Linked DNA regions of Homo sapiens: region 1 is linked to region 2. The links are chromatin loops, found by intact Hi-C in ENCODE. Cell type or tissue: Caco-2. All regions are shown on one strand. Each heading gives the region's core, and the rest is flanking DNA. Links, peaks and the distances in the headings are about the cores only.

Region 1 (8,346 bases), core at 39-8,038, 230 kb before region 2:
TACCATACTCTGATGCATGCCCATTTCCATATTCAGATCATAAGCTTGTTGAGGGTATGAATTAGAAATTATTTCTTATTTGTTCCTAAAACTTAGCACAATGTCTGGAAGAGAGAAGGCTCTCTCTCTCTCTCTCTCTGTCTATATATATATATATATATATATATATATATATATATATATATATATATATGTAGTGCATATGGAATGAATAAATGAATTTTCCATTTTTTGTCCAAGTCTAGAGAATCCTTATTTCTAAAAATAGAAATTATGTCTATTATTTTAATTAAGATAATGAACAGTTTTGCAAGGATAATTTAGTTCCTCAAAGTAGCACATTTTCTAATTTTCCAATAGAGTTATTTTCTTAGCTATCTGTATTAGTCAGTGTTCTCCAGAACAGAATATGTATACACACACACACACACTGCACACATACATGCACATACCTAAACAGAGGCAGGCAGGGAGGGAGGGAGGGAGAGAGATAGAGAGAGAGAAAAGAGAAGAGAAGAGAAGAGAAGTGATTATAAGGGTTGGCTACATGATTATGGTGGTGAGAAATCCCACCCTCAGCAAGCTGGAGAACCAGGAAAGCCAGTGGTATAATTTAGTCTGTCTGAAGGCCTGAGAGCCATAAGAACCAATGGTGTCCTGAAGTCCCAAGGCCTAAGAACCAGAAGTTCTGATGTCAGAAGGCAGGAAAAGATGAGTGTCCCACCTCACAGAGAGAGAGAGAGAGAAAAGTCACCCTACCTCTGCCTTTTTGTTCTTGTTGGGCCCTAAACAGATTAGATGATGTGTGCTCATATTAGTGTTAGTGAGGGAGGATCTTCTCTACTCTGTCTACTGATTCAAATGCTAATAATCTCTTCTGAAAACACTCTCATAGACACACTCAGAAATAATGTTGCATCAGCTATCTGGGCATCCCTTAGTCCAGGCAAGTTGACACATAAAATTAACCAACACGCTATCAAAGTCAAGTTTCTCTAAAATATGTACAGTAAACTCAATGCGGGCACAAAATTTGTTTTTCTCACGTAGTGTTTCTAAGTACTCTACTTCTTAATGTTAAAACACCTCAACTTTGGGAATTTTGGCTTCCAGATGAGAAATGTTAGGGCCCTTCAAAGGGTCAAGATTTCAATAAAACTTAGGCTTCCCCAGAACAATTCAGGTCTGGGTACTTTGATAGTTTGGAGCACCAAATTTATCTCTCCCTAGGATCACATAGCTCTGTACCCTTTGAAGCCACATGAGTGATACTCTGTATTCTTACTTCTGAATGGTGCTTTAGCAACTTCCATATACCAAGAATTTGCTGGAGTGACTTTGTTGAGAACAAATCCAAAATATTCCCAAATGCAGTTTGCCATCACAGTTAGATTGAAGGATATCAACCTGTGCTTTATGCTACATGTGCATTTTAGTCAGCTCCTTTCATGTACAAAGAATGATCCTGGGTTAAACACCCATCTCATTATTTATGAAAAACTACACACAGATGAAATAGGATTAATACTGGATATTTGTGTAGTGATACCAAAAGCAGTAGTTATTTGCAGAGCTTCCTTTGGTAGCTTTTTTGTTTCCTTGTTCTATCCATGTTTTGTTTGGGGTACACAATTTTCTTATATTTATCATGTTGTATTATTATTACAACCATATATCATATAAATTACAAATATTGATGATAGCTTCCATTATTGAGGTCTTATCCTAAGCACTTTATTTGCCCATCTCAGCTGATGCTCACAAATATTCTGTTAATATTCTCTTCACTATTTTGGAGTTCAGGGGTGTTAAAACTTATCCATGGTTATAGAGGCAGCAGAGCTGGACTCAAACATTCCTATGTCTGATTCCAAAGTGTTTAAGGGCCAGAGTTTTTTCTGATCTTTTGAGGGAATTGTGAGTATCTGGGGAAGATCCTCAGTCCCTGCATATGCAGCCTCTATTGCAACAGGCTTTTCTCTGATGATCGGCTTCTGCTTATTTGTTCACCTGTCTCTATGACAATCTTGTTGCTTAGTAGAGGCAGGTTGAGATGGCTTCCCATTGAGAGCCCAACTGTTACTCACTGCTGTGGATGTTGGTAGCTGAGGGTGGCAGACCTGGAACCAGGGAGTGCATGAGCTGGGGTCACTTGGCAAGCTGCCTCAGAAGTCAACAGGAGAGAACATGCAAAATCATTCAGTGTAAAGAGCTTGGGGCATGGAGAGAGAAAACCATGCTTTGAGTCTTTATTCATCTTGCAGCTGCATGATCCTGAGCAAATCACATAGCCCCTCTGAGTCTCGATTTTCTCATTTGAAACAGGAGTTAATGATACTTGTTTTGCCTTCCTCTCTGGGTTATTGTGAAAATCAAATGACTTTATCTTGGAAGAAATTGCTTTGTGAATTGTAAAGTTTTACAAAATGTTGGGTTTTTTTTGTCAGGGAAGATCAGCAGAGTGGTCTCCCTCAGGAAGAAGGCTGCCATGGAAAAAGGGGATACTGCAAGATGACGTAGGAGGAGATAGGTTCCCGAGGACTGCAGCTACTGGGGAAGATTTTCGAGATATGGTGTTTCGTTGTCGTAGCTGGGAAGAGGGGAGGGAGAGTGAAGTGGAATGATACACTGGAGATGAAAAAGCAAAGCAGCAAAGACATTATGAGAGTGAAATTTTTACCGGTTGTAAGTTGGAAAAAAAAATAGAAACTTTGTCAACATATGAAAAAAATATCAAAGAACATGTAGTACATTCGTTTGTTCCTTAAAATATTTTTAGATGCCTACTCTGCACATATCACATGAATTATTGAAGGAACATATTTAGATAGCTGTTTACATAAATTAATTTGATAACTGCTTAAATAAAAAATTAATTTGATAACTGTTTAGATGCATATTTAGAAATTATGTGATTTTAAGTTTGCCGACCTCAAAAATTCCCAATATTCTGTTTCTTACGTTTGTGCATTACATGGAAAGGAAGCCAGAAAAGGAGAAATCAGGATGTGGTGAAATATGCATTGTTTCTGGTGTCTGAGGATTGAGTCACTCCCTGGCTCTTGACCTTGCACAGAGGACTTTTCCTCTCCAAACTTAACTTTTCCCACCTGAAAAATATGGGTGATGATGCTTGTTGAGGCTGTCAGGAGAATAAATGGGATTATAGAACTGTGTTTGGCAAGTGATATACAGTCAACAAATGCTAATACTCTCTGCTGTGAAGGCTGGTGGCTTGATATGGCATGAAGTAAGCCCCTAACCATAATTGGTCCCACTTGATTCTATCCTCCTTGGAGCTCCCAATAGTCTTGTCATCATTGGCCACACTGGGGCAGTAACTATAAAGCTAACTTCTCTTTTGAGCAAGAGCCATAGATTAAAAAAATGTATCTTTCCTTGTCACTGTGCTTAGAGTTCAGTTGCAAATTCAGGGCTGATTTCTGCCACCTGGAGAGCTTTAATGTGTAATCTTAGATGGGTCTGTAACACCCCAGAGCCAATACACTGAAGATCTAATCCAATCTGTTCTCTCCATAGAGAGAAAGCAGAAACAATGCAGCCAAAGGGCAAAGATCAAGAGCCCTCTGTGTTTCTGAGATAGGGCTTTTCTTGCATAAACCAGAGGCTCTTTTGTATGTCTGCCTGCCTGTCATTCCTTTGTAGCCTCAAGGGCTTTTACCTGGCATTTCACTTGTTTTTATGAACCAGATAGTGATTCAGTGGCATTATGTGTTACCCACTGATCCCAGGATTTAAGCAGTGGATATGGCTGGCTGTATAAATATCTACTTTCTCCCTGTACTAGTCAGAATAAGCTAATTGCTGTAACAAATAATCTCCATATTTTTGTGGCTTAGAAAAATTTGTTTTATTTCTTGCCAATGTAAAGACAAATTGGGTTTTCCTGGCCAGTGAACAGCCTTCCATTGGTCACTTTAGGATTCAGGCTCCTTTAGTCTCATGGTTCTGCCTTTCTCTAAGGCTTTGGAATCCTCTTCATTCATCCATGGAGCAAGGAGGAGAATGAGATATTGCATATGGCAGGATAGCAGGCAGGGCCACACACATATATCCTTGGCCCCTTCCATTCAGTGCATGCCGGTTTCACTTCCAACACCAGGAACATCACCTGCATCTCTTTCCTGAGAAGTTTCTCTGGCCATGTGAACCTTCTCTGCTCATATGCAGAGCAAGCCAGAAGTGCCCAGAAACTAATTCATAGCCACCAAATAATGACCAATGATGGTTGGTATATAAATATCCCACATCAAGGGTCATTAGACTCTTAGGTGGAGGTGGAATGAGGGAAATCTATGCTGTTTACCAGTTTCCTGTAGGATTAAGCTCCAGTTGCCTAGAATGATAACTTTCTTAATTATACATCCTTTACTGGCTTCCTTCCCCAATTCTTTTTTTCACTCCTCCATTGGCATTTCCTGAGGTCATCTTCCAAATAAACTACTTGTACTCTCATCCTTATCTTATGATCTACTTATGAGGTAACTGAAACTAAGACAGGAGGTTTTTATGGGCCAGGCCAGGAAGGGGTGTGCCTTTCTTCCCTTTACATGCTGATGATCAGAACAAAGGAAGGTGATCTCACCTCACTACACAGGGAGATGGAAATAGAATTGGCTATCTGCTTAGGATAAGGAAGATAGAGTTTTGATGAGTAGCTAATTCTCTTTTGTAGATGAGGACACTGAATCTCAGAGATATTCAATAACTTGCTCACATTCCCACAGTGAGTGAGGGGTAGACCTGAGAATGGAATTCCATTAACTCCAAAACATTTGCTTTACCAGTTATACAAGAAGGGAGGTGTGGCTGACAGAGATGCACTTACAGCTGAGTAGGGGCTGCTCCCTTTATACGGGCCGGCCACACACTCTCAGTTCAAGATGGTCTTTCTCATTCTCTGTTGTCTGACACTCCTCCCACTTACACATTTACATGGTTTTTTGGTACTCTAGGTATTTTCCTAGGTGACCCTAGCACCATGAGGTGTTGCCTCAAATCCTAAGTGCAGTCGCTCCATCATGCTAAAAATCTAATAGCAATGGGGTACTGTGTAATAATGAACCAGTAATATCACATGGGACTATCATGGATTATGTCAAGGAATTTACAAGTTAATACTAGAAGTAGATATGTAAGAAAACAATTTTATCACAGAAATAAGTAGACAAAAAAGATCTGCAGAAGGTATTGTAGTAGGACAAAAGAGAGAGTGGCCAACTCTGCTTGGGGAGTTTAGGAAGATAACAGAGAGCAAGATGCTTGAGCTGGGTCTTGAAAAATGAGTTGGGGTTTGCCAGGTTGAGGGAACAGGGAAGGCTAGACAATCAGAATAAATAACATGAGCAAAGCTCTAGAAGCAGACCAGTGGTGGTTAAATGTGGTTAGAACATTAGGAACGGGGAAAGAAAATGAGCCATGAAACTGGTTTGAAAGGATGGGATCAGCTCATGAAAAATCTTGTGTGACAAACCAATAAGGGTGACCTTTAACTACTGGGCACTGGGAGAGCCATTAAAAAATTTAAATTGTTAGGAGTTTAAAGTTTAAGGGAAATATACAATTTATAAGTGTTTACATATTTGTGGATATATATATATAGTGTGTATATCTACTTTCTGCCCATCTATATGCCTACTTGCTTATCTATTTAATCTATCTATCTATCATCATCATCATCTATCTTCAGAGAAACCACTTGAAACCCCCTTTTGAGGCTTCACATCAGCAAATTTCAGTTAGGTTACACAAATTCAAATGCCTTGCTTGAGTCCATTGTTGGTATTACCCAAGGCCACACAACTGTTCTGCAACAGAGCTGCGACTTGATCACCGGTCTCTGAATACCCAACGTAGTCACATCTGCTTTCATTTTGACCTTTGGGTCAATTCAATAAGGAAAATAAGCAAGCCATATACAATGGGAGTTACAGAATGTTATTGCTAACCTTAAAAATGCTGAATGGTTTCCCAAAAACATGACTGACCATGGGAGCCTCAGAAGTCTCTACGTACCTGAACTCCTTTCTTTGCTCCTCCAAATCCTGACCCCATGTTATGTGTTCCTGTCTTGTTTCCAATCAGATTGCAGCTTTTCTCTCCTCCGGATTCCATCTCAATTTTCACTTCTAGATTCAGTTTTGTTATTTGTTATCCAGACCTGTCCCTAGGCTTAGATTTGCACCGTCCTCATTTTACTTGGAGGGAATACTCTACCCATGTTGATTCCTTGAGGGATCCATCCCTTGACTCAGGCCTCACTCCTATTGAATAATTCAGAGCACAAGGGCAGTTGATCTGGGGTTTAGAAGGTTGGGTGTTAGCCTGGCTTTGCCACTTAAATTCTGCAGTATTGCACAAGTTGTTTCAATTCTCTGGCTTCAGCGTTTTTTGTTTGCTTGTTTGTTTGGTTTTGTTTTTCATTTTTGGCAGGGAATAGGTCTAATTATCTCTAGGGTTTTGTGTTATTTAGAACCCCTATAATTGCATGTGATGGAAAACCTAACATAAACTGCCTTGAGTGATTAAGTGGATTTCACTGGCTCATGTAACTAAAAAGTACATGGTTAGAGCTGGTTTCAGACACGACTAGATTCAATGTCCAAACAATATCTCCTGTGTGTGGTTTCTCACATCTCTTGGTTCTGTCTTCTGCTGTACTGGCTTTGTTCTCAATATCCAAGTAGGATAAAAATCACTTCAGTGGCTTCAAGTCTGATATTTCTTCCTCTTCAAGTTGAAAGAAGAAGATAATGAAACTCTTTCTCAGGTTAAAAACAGAAACAAGAATCTGATTGTTTTTCATTGGTTCTCAATGGGTAAAGTGTCCATCTATGAACCAATCACAGTGGAATGGGTTGCACTGTGGTGATTGGCTTGACATTGGTCATGTTTTGCAGCACTCAGTATGATGTCTTCTAACCTTGTGGATAGAAGTGGCTGAACTGTAGATCTTTAAACAAAAACAGAGACTTGCCAGAGGAGTGGGGTGGATGCTGGGAGGCAAAGAGCAGATGCCTCTGAAAGCTCCTTCTTTCTCTAGGAATCTCAAGTTTCTAACTACAGATCGTGCTGTTGCTAAAATATTTCTGAGATTTCAGTGGGTGATAATGTGAACCATGTACAAGCATTGAGGCTGGGAGTCCTGGGTTCCAGCTCTTGCTCCACCAGCTGTGTAACTGAGTGAGCTACTTTTTCTCTCACAGCCTTAACATCATCACCTGTAAAATGCAGCATTTGGACAAAATCTTCTCTAAGACCTTTCCCAGCTCTAATGTGCTAGGTTTCTGTGAAGTCTGTATTGTTCATTTAAATGCCATCCAGAGGGAGAGGCAGTCAAATATAATTTCCCCACTGGAACCAAAGATGCCAATGTAAATTTCTTCTCGTATACTTTTTTTTCTTTCTTTTACCTAATAGAATACCAAGTGCTATATTTTAACTATAGTTTTTCTGTTCTTCAGTTAATCTTGCAGCGAAATTATACTCCTGCATTTGGTACCCCATTCCCTATCTCCATAACACCAGGCTGGATAAGTCTTATGTATAGAAAACTGATGATTGTTAACAAAAAATCTACTGGAAACCAATTCTTCTCAATTCTTTGCCCTTCCTTTAAAAAAACAGTCTTGTTGAGAAAAATTTAATCCATATGATCATGCTTTAGTTTCTATTGACTCATCATTTTTCTTCAGCAGCAGTGATTTAACTTCTAAAAAGTATTTAAGGAGAAACTTCAACATTATTTTTGCTAGCACTTAGAAAATCCTATTTCATTTTCCCCTAGAACAAATGAATTTGCAACCTGAAATTTGTACCACAAAGCTATGAATAGTCTTGGATTTAAACAGAAGAAATTAGGCCAGGCATGGTAGCCCATGTCTGTAATCTCAGTACTCTGGGAGGCTAAGGCAGGCAGATCACTTGACCCAAGAAGTTCGAGACCCATCTGGGCAACATTGCAACACCCAATGTCTACAAAATAATACAAAAGTTAGCCAGGCGTGGTGGTGCGTTCCCGTAGTTCAAGCTACTTGGCAGGCTGAAATGGGAGGATTGCTTGAGCCTGGGAGGTGAAGGCTGCAGTGAACCATGATCATGCCTCTGTACTCTAGCCTGGGTGACAGAGTGAAACACTGTCTTAAAATATATATAACAAATAAAAAAAAATTAAAAATAAAACAAACGAGGAAAACATCTTTTTACCTTGGTCAGAGAGGGGGCAAAGGTGATATCCACTTGGGACACATGGGTACTATCTTACTGGTTGTTTATGGCTAGTGTCTGTTCTGATGGGTGAGTCTGCCTGCCATGTTTAGAACGTCA
Region 2 (8,346 bases), core at 38-8,037:
TATTCAACTTTTTCTTTTCTCAAGGTCTACACTAGGAGGAGTTATTAATGTTTCATCAACTGAGTTATAGAAGATCTTCGAGGACATATAGTCAACTTCCTGCACAATGCAGCAAACCTGTCTTAATGTATCTGTTAACAGGTGGTCAACCTGTGATTGAATACTTCCTATTTGCAGAGAATTCACTAGTTCATTCCTCTTCCAGATAGCTCTAATTATTCATGTTCTAATAGTGAACCTACTAATATGTATCAAGCACATTGTGATTTTTCTTACATTGTTATCTTGTAATCTAATAAAACTATATAACTACCTCCTAATTGCTAAATCCAAAGCACATTATTTTAATCTTCATCTTGCTGAAATTCTGTAGCATTGTATGTTACCCATTCATCACTCCATCTCTTGATAGTCTCCCCTGTCTTAGTTTCTTTGATTTCCTTTCCCAATTTCTCTTTTCCATGTGACTTGTTCTTTTCAGTCTCCATGTAAGGGACTTTTCATCAGGGCACTCCCTTAAATATTCTTCTAACACTTTGTCTTTGGCCACAGTCTCCCTGAAATGTCTTCACATTCAGAACTTTGTTATCAATAGCCTCTTTGTATGTCTTCATCCTCAACTTAGCTCCTAAACTCCAGGCCTTTGTATATGAATATTTCCTGAAATTTTCACCTAGATGCCACAGACACCTCAAATTCAACATTTCTAAAAACTTAAGTGTAGTATTTTCCTTACCAAAATTCTACTTTCTTCTTTTGGTCATTAGAACTATGATCCACTAACCAAAAATCTTGATGTTTTTACTATCTCCTTTTCTTCCCCGCTAAGTATATCTTGAATGCTTAGTCTTCTCCACTCCCAAAGCCACTGCCTTAGTTCAAGATCTCATCACTCTTCAGGTTGGTACTATCTAGGTACTGTCTGCTAACTTGTGTCCCACTTCCAGTCTTAGATCCCTCCAGCCTAACTGCCACACTGCTGCTAGAGCAGCTTTTCAAAGATGAGATCTATTTCCTATAGTGAAACTCTCCAGTGACTCCATGTTCCTCTAGAATCAAGCCCAAGCTTCCAAGTACATCATACGAGAAGTCCTTCATGACATGACTCCCATCTTCGTTTCTAGCTTCACCTCTCTTCAGTACACCCTGTCCTCTATTCATTCCAAGTTCAGAAAGTGTCATTTTCTTGTCCTGATGCCTAGTCAATATCTATAACATAGAAAGCTTTGCTTATTAATTTGAACAGCTTGGTTACCCCTCGCTGGACATTATTTCTTAATGTTTCCCTTCAAATATAGTACCAAGAAATTAACATAGTGATGTACCTCACTAGTGCACATTTTAATGGAGCTACTCATCCACTTTAAAAGACATCTCTTTTTGCCATTATGGCCCCAAATAATAGTCACTAACTGACCAGTGCTTGCTGTGTGCCAGACACGGTACTAAATTTTGAAAACACGTTTTCTCTTTAATCATCAAACCAACCCTGTGGGGCAGACATCATCTACATTTTATAGTTTAGGAAGCAGAAACAGAAAGTTTGATACTCATCCCAAAGATCTGATGAAGTTGAAATTCAAAGCCACATCCTTGCAACTCCAAAACTTAGGCTTTTTTGCTATCCAGTGCTGCCTTTGAAATTTTTCAATAGTCTAATCTTAACACCTATAAGCTTGAAGTCAATTAAAATTCACCATTCCAGCTTTTCCTTCACTCTATATTTGCATGATTGTTTGAATCTGTGTGCTGGATTCTGCATTTACATTTATTAAAACAGAATAGTGCTAGCTTTAGCTTTTGTTACCTATTATTCTGATCTAATGACATTGTAAAGCAAAGGAGATGAATTTCTTTTGACATAACTCAGTTTTAGAGAACGTGAGCTGCTACCTTAGTGACCACTAATTTCTTTCCCAAATGGTCTCAAAATTTGCTAAATAATTCTTCCTGAAATTGATAAAGAACTTTAGAATGTTTTTTGTTTGAAAACCGGTATAGAATGTATTCATTCTTTAATGGCACATTACTCCTTTATCATGAATTTTTTAAAGATTATGACAATGCACTTGCTGCTCCAGAGTTTTTGTACCCTTCACTAGATACTTGGACTCCTGTAAATACCTTCCTAATTTTGTGGATTTTAGAACATAGACTAAATGTGTTCTCAGGACACCCAAGAAGTCAGACTTTCACATATGTAGGCAATTAAAATTAAGGGGTATACAAATGATTTACTCTGAAAATACTCATTAGTGCTTTGAAGTCTCTTTAAGAATTATGTAAAATACAAGCTACAGAGGCAGAGACAGGAAAAAGTCAAATATATTTTTGCAAAAATTCAAAGACTTTTTCAACTCTTAATTTTGGAAATGACCAAAGCAAAGATATTCCAAATGAAACATCAAATTTCTTCCAATGAAGTGAAGTGTCAGAAGGGCTTTATAAGCTTTCAAATGTTGTAGCACTGAAGCCATTCCATTCTAAAAGTGCTTAGTGATAGACCTTTTGCATTTTTTAGTAAGTTTCTGTTTGGGCAAAAGGAATCAGATCTAAGTCCTAACTTGTAAAATATAGAACCCATAATAGATAAAACATCGTAAACTGTTTTGTAATGTTCCTATGCAAATGAAAGGGAATAACAAATTTGGTGACATATTAGAGTCCACTCAGAAGACAAGAACTGCATGGTAAAGTGGGAAAGTGTAATATCAATAATTATTAGCAAGGGATTGGAGTAATGGAGGATTGCCTCATAGAGAATGAAAAACCTAAAAATGAACAGGAGTAGCTGATATAGAGAGCAGCCACCACACCTGGCACTGAGATAGAGCGCCCAAGGGAGAGTCCATCCCTTCCCAGGACTGAGGTCTAGACCTCTTCAGAGAGAGTATGACCTTGGCTCATGGGATAGCAGAAAAGTTTACTGAGATGTTACATTGGTGGTACTCACTAGAAATCTAGTCTGGAGTGCTGAGCTGAGGGAAGCCATCTACAGGGGCCATGCCACAACTTGGAAATCACTGCAAGCTACCTAGAAGGAGTGCCAGAGAAGTCATCCAAGGCAAGGTGCCTAGCTGGCATCTCTCTCCTTTGAAACCACCTGAGGGGAGTATGCCAGGAAAAGCCATTTATGGGCTCTCCACTTGCTGCCTGTCTGCTGTGATGCCACGTGATGCCACCTGAAAGGGGTGTACTGGGGGAAGCTACTGGGGTAGATGGGTGGGGGTGTACTTATGTTTCTGGTCACCAGTACTGCTGAAATGAACCACAGATTCTGTAGGAGACCCATGAAAGTGAGCACACCACACCAGGAAAGCATTCCTTCCTTCTCCAGTGTCTCTCCAGCACCCTCTGCTGACAAAGTCTAAGATTGGACCACATGTCATGGGAGAAATATCTGCAGAGTCCACCTACATTATTTTAGGACACTCAAAAAGGGTAGATTTCTGGCTGAGAGGCAATAAATTGATAACTGACATAACACAATCTAGTGACAGATAATTACTATATTTTTCTTCTACTTTCTAGTCAGGTATAGTTACTTCATTTGAAAAATGTGTTCACATTAAATGCTCAAAGAATTTGGGAGTTCAGTACAGTCTATCCTAGATAAATCTATTATATTAGGTTGCTGCAAAAGTCATTGTGGTTTTTGCCATTACTTTCAATACTTCAGAGATCCAGGTATAAATTGTGTAGATTTGTAAGAATGACTGTAGTCTCAATAGATGTTTGTGAAAATTGAGTTGAATTACAGTGTTTCATTTTAAACTACTTTTTATTAAGATATGAGATGATGGGTCTTTCCTCTTGATGAAATGCTTTGAAACTTTATATACTGGAGCATAATTCTGACAGTTATTGAGAACTGTTGCAACATTGGTTATTACAAACTGTTTATGGCAGAAAATGAAAATCAGTTCAAATATTGTCAGTGTGAAGCATCAAATGAGGAAGATGCATATGACACAATCTTTCCTGAATACAATTCTATATGTCTAATTTGTGAACCCCCAACATAATGTCCCAGATCTCCTAGTCATTGAGTAGTCATCGCATTTCCTATGTTTTTGTCCAGTGAGGACAAAGCCTTGTCTGCGTGACAAAGGCTGGGCTAAAGCCTGTTACAATACAGTCCCATGTTTAAGCAAGTCATGTCTGATAGAAAAACAGACTGGCAGGGAAGATAACTGGGTTATGATTACTTAGTGTAGATGAGAGTTTCTGATAGAACATAAACTGCCCGCTTCAGAATCACTTGACATGCTTCATAAAATGCCAATTCTTTAGCCTTTTCTAGGATGGACTTAGACATTGGACATTTTGAACATAGGAACCTGAGTTCCTATGAGAATCTACATTTTGAATAGGTCCCCTAGCTAATTCGCACTTTTACTGATATTCGAGAGCCGGGAGTCAAGGTGATGTTCTTTTTTCAAAAGCAGTATTGGCTAGGGTCATAGTAGTGCTGGTTAGTGAAGCCCAAGCAGGTCACGCTGTTATCATCTCACAGGTAATCAAAGCTTTTGCATTTGCCAGGTGTAGGGGCCAACTTTGGCTGCCTTAAGAAGAATTATTGGAAGCCTATGATGGTATAGCAAATAACTTAAGGATCAGTGTTGGAGAGAGAGGATCCAGGGCATCTCTGAGCATGTATGTAAGCAGGCACTAACTGACGATCAGAGCTGGGTTGAGTCAGCTTCAAACTTTACTGTTTTTTCCTGATCTTTGCACATTTAAGATGAAAGAGAACCTGCTAGGTGCACGCTATGGAGTAGAAAATTTTTAAATAGGATGTTATCAAGAAGGCAGAAGGGATTGTTACTCTATAAGATTCTGATGTTAAAATTTTATACACATGATAACTCTTGAAGAAACTAGCTAAGAGTTTTAAAAGTATTTCATTGCATTCTAAGATAAATCTTAAGATAACAACTTTATATTTTTTCTAATTCTCAGCCTGAATATGCCAATATTTGCTTTTGGTACATTCCACCGAGCCTCAGAGAGATGGAAGAAGGACCCGAGTTCTGGGCAAAACTTAATTTGGTAAGTAATAAGTAAATGGTATTTTTCTTTTTGATGAAGTAGATTCAGTGTACATTATCTGTTGATCCTATAAATAAGAGGGCCTAGCAAGCACAGAATTATCTAGAGAAGTGTCTTCTAGTTTGTTAAAAAGTAATGACAGGCCAAACAGTTGTAGACATTGTTTACATTTAACAAATTAACATGGTTGACACACACCCAAAACAATTAGGTTGTCTGTAAGGTAGAAGTTCTGGCTCACAGTGTACTTCAGGAAGTGACATCTGGTCATGGGACACAAGGTTAAAGTTGTGTGATGAATGACTATTTATTTCAACTCTGCTACTGCATCTCTGACTGTTGTACCACCTTACTTGGAAATAATGTTAGAAGTCTAAATCTGATACTTTTTGTAAGCGTGAGACTGTCTTCAACAAAGGCCCTATGTCTTACACCCAAGGGGATTACATAAAAGAAAAGAGATGCTAAGCAGTGGGTTTCAGCTGATCATCGAACAAAATGTGCTTGGAAGTGTCTTCACACACAGCTGTTGGGGCTGATGATACCGTGTGAGGAGAGGCCCCAGGCTCCAGGGACTGCTTGTGTCTCATCTACTCCTCGCCTAGCATGGCCCTGCCAGTTATAATCCTGCCTCTAATCCAGATTTCCAAGCACTATGGAGTCTCGTGAGTAACACTACTTGATCCCACTTTCTGGATGCATGAACATAATGCATACTGAAAGTGAACCCATGGGAGTTTCACTGGGGATTATGTGGCCATGACATGTAGAGTCCAAGTTCTTATGGGCTAGCACCATTAAAATCAGGCAATTCCCTACCTCTTGAGTGGGATCAAGTCAGCACAGCTGACTTTATGACCCTGGTTAGTAAAAGCTCTGACTTGCAAACCCCTCTCCTTACCCTCAGGGGGAAAACGTTTTTTTTTTAAAAGCAATTTTCATTGTCCATAGCCTATTTTCCCCTTAGAAGACAAAAAACAAAAGACTCCCTACTCAGGTAAGCAACAAACATTTGCTGAGTGTCCACTATACTATGCACTGGAAATACAAACATCAAAAGGACGTGTCTCTGCCCTTGAGAAACTCAATATTCCTAGAGACAATGAGTAAAGAGACAATCACAAGGTAACCAAGAAGTACCTGAATGGAGATTAACTGTTTGCAGTGAAAGTAGAGAGAAAGGGTATCTACCCCAATGTGTGATACTAGAGCTGAGTTTTTAACAATAAGCAGATGTCAGTCAGGGGACAATTTTAAAGAAGCAGATTCCAGGAAGAATCACAGCATGAGAACTCAGAGGCTCAAGAGGGGAGAATGTGATTCAAAGACCACAGGGGTGCAAAGAAGCAGTGATGGGAGGTGAGAAGAGTAACAGGCAGAGGGAGGGTCATGGGAGCCTTGCCTTCCACGGCAGAAAGCTTGGGATTTTTGCCCCAGTCTAACTAGAAGGAAGAGGGCAGAACATAGCCTTTAAGTCATGGTCACTGATTGCCTCACTTGGCAGCGTGTCCTTTTAGCTTCAGGTCATTTTCTGTTTATTCATGGCTCAAACCTCCTAACCTGTAACATAATAGATGACCAATACAGAATACACCTCTTATCAAACCCTCTCAGGGAGCAAAGATGTGGAGAGATGGATGGTGTTATATCTGTGCCCTTATCCATTTCAGGCAGGTAGCATAGACTTTGGGGATTTGTCTTGTATTTGTCACACACAAAATAGCAAAGTGCTTAAGAATACATTTCAGATGTTAAGTAACCCATAAAGAGAAACAGGAACTGGACAATGTGAGAATTTAGTGGTGAAGTTTAGAGGAACATTTTTTCACTATGATGGGATGTGGCTGACATTTTTTAGTAGGGTAGAGAAAGAAATTACAAGTTGAGAAAGATAGGGTCACCATTTTTCTCACTAAGCTAGAAATTGTTTACGAAAAACAATGAAGAATGTGATATTTGTGTCTAACTCAGTACTGTTGGACTGACAGGGATTAGAATAACTAGACAGACTCATGTTTGTTTTTAGAGAAATTGAAATTGAGTATGGATATATAAGCTAATCTCAAATACAGAATATAATGCATTTTTTTTTTCCAAGACGGAGTCTTGCTGTCGCCCAGGCTGGGGTGCAATGGCACGATCTCTGCTCACTGCAACCTCCGCCTCTCGGGTTCAAGCGATTCCCACATCCCTAGTCTCCCGAGTAGCTGTGATCACAGGCACCCACCATCATGCTTAGCTGAATTTTTGTATTTTTGTCGAGATGGGGTTTCACCATGTTGGCCAGGCTTTGACCTCAGGTGATCCACCTGCCTCGGCCTCCCAAATTGTTGGGATTACAGGCGTGAGCCACCGCACCCAGCCTGTAGTGCACTTTTTATCTTAATTGGGAATTGAACAGGAATTGGGACATTCTCTTATCCCCAATATTTGCCAAAATGGATGATCATACAGTAAATATCCAGTTTATTTTTTTTACTGTCAGCCATCTTGGACTCTCCATCCCTTAATTTTGGAAATGCTTTTCTGCCATTTACAACCATGGTTTCCCCTTGCCTGATCTAGTAACAACTTCATTTGTTATAGTTGCTACTGAATAGAAAAAATGCATGCTGCAGACAAATTATCACTGGTTCTGAGTTTCTTAATTTCCTATCATTCTCTCCCTGCAAGTCAGGAAGTGTGCATGAATTTGGCAAGGGGGAAGGGAGATTATATATCACATAGTTTATGAGGTTTTATGCTTACTGTAGAATGAGAATACAAGTATATGATTTATAACCTGTAGTGTACTTAAAGCACACTTGAAATTTATTTCAGGGTTTATCTTGGATAGAGAATCACAAATCAAATAAGGCTTTGCCCCTCTGATTCAGACTAACGTCAGGTTGAGCTGTCACATTTCAGAATCGCTGGTGCGATAAATCTTCCATTTGGCGGCAGAAGGGGAGAGGGATTATTTGGTAATGAATCTGGAGAGTTGAAGGGTATGAGCGCATATGTATGCTTGCAAGTATGTGCACGTACGTGAGACTATTTGAGAACACAATCACTGTAGCCTAACAATGCAATGACACTGTGATACTGGATGCCTGAGTTCCAACGACTTCACTTTTTCAAGACGCCCTCCGTAAAATCCTCCTCTGACTCTCACTCATTATGATATCTTAGGTCTTCATTACTTCCCTACCTAGATTGTATTTGTCTCTTTTCTGGTCTCTCTGCCTCCTGCCATCTCCTTTTCCAGTTTATTTTCTTTACCGTCAAGCCCCTCTTTACCTCCGTCTCTGCTTC

What was found. A loop is a pair of places that touch in the nucleus more often than their neighbours do. Peaks named below come from ENCODE experiments on the same cell type or tissue, not always from the same donor. Only the 100,000 strongest peaks of a DNase experiment are listed, where the experiment ranks them.
Region 1: it touches region 2 in a loop (9-fold over the local background); 16 of 110 quality-filtered maps call a loop at or near these places.

The regions. Positions count from the first base shown.
Region 1 is chr3:31,005,376-31,013,721 of GRCh38, reverse strand. No RefSeq gene overlaps it. Among named protein-coding and RNA genes, the nearest start is that of GADL1, 110 kb to the right of the region's middle. In Caco-2, for the core only: no CTCF peak of the experiment used is centred there; a DNase peak (open chromatin) is centred at 3,611.
Region 2 is chr3:30,774,885-30,783,230 of GRCh38, reverse strand. It overlaps GADL1 (glutamate decarboxylase like 1), which reads left to right. Exons shown (of 15, transcript NM_207359.3): 14 at 4,963-5,052. Among named protein-coding and RNA genes, the nearest start is that of GADL1, 120 kb to the left of the region's middle. In Caco-2, for the core only: a CTCF peak has its summit at 3,360 (motif pointing left); a DNase peak (open chromatin) is centred at 3,330.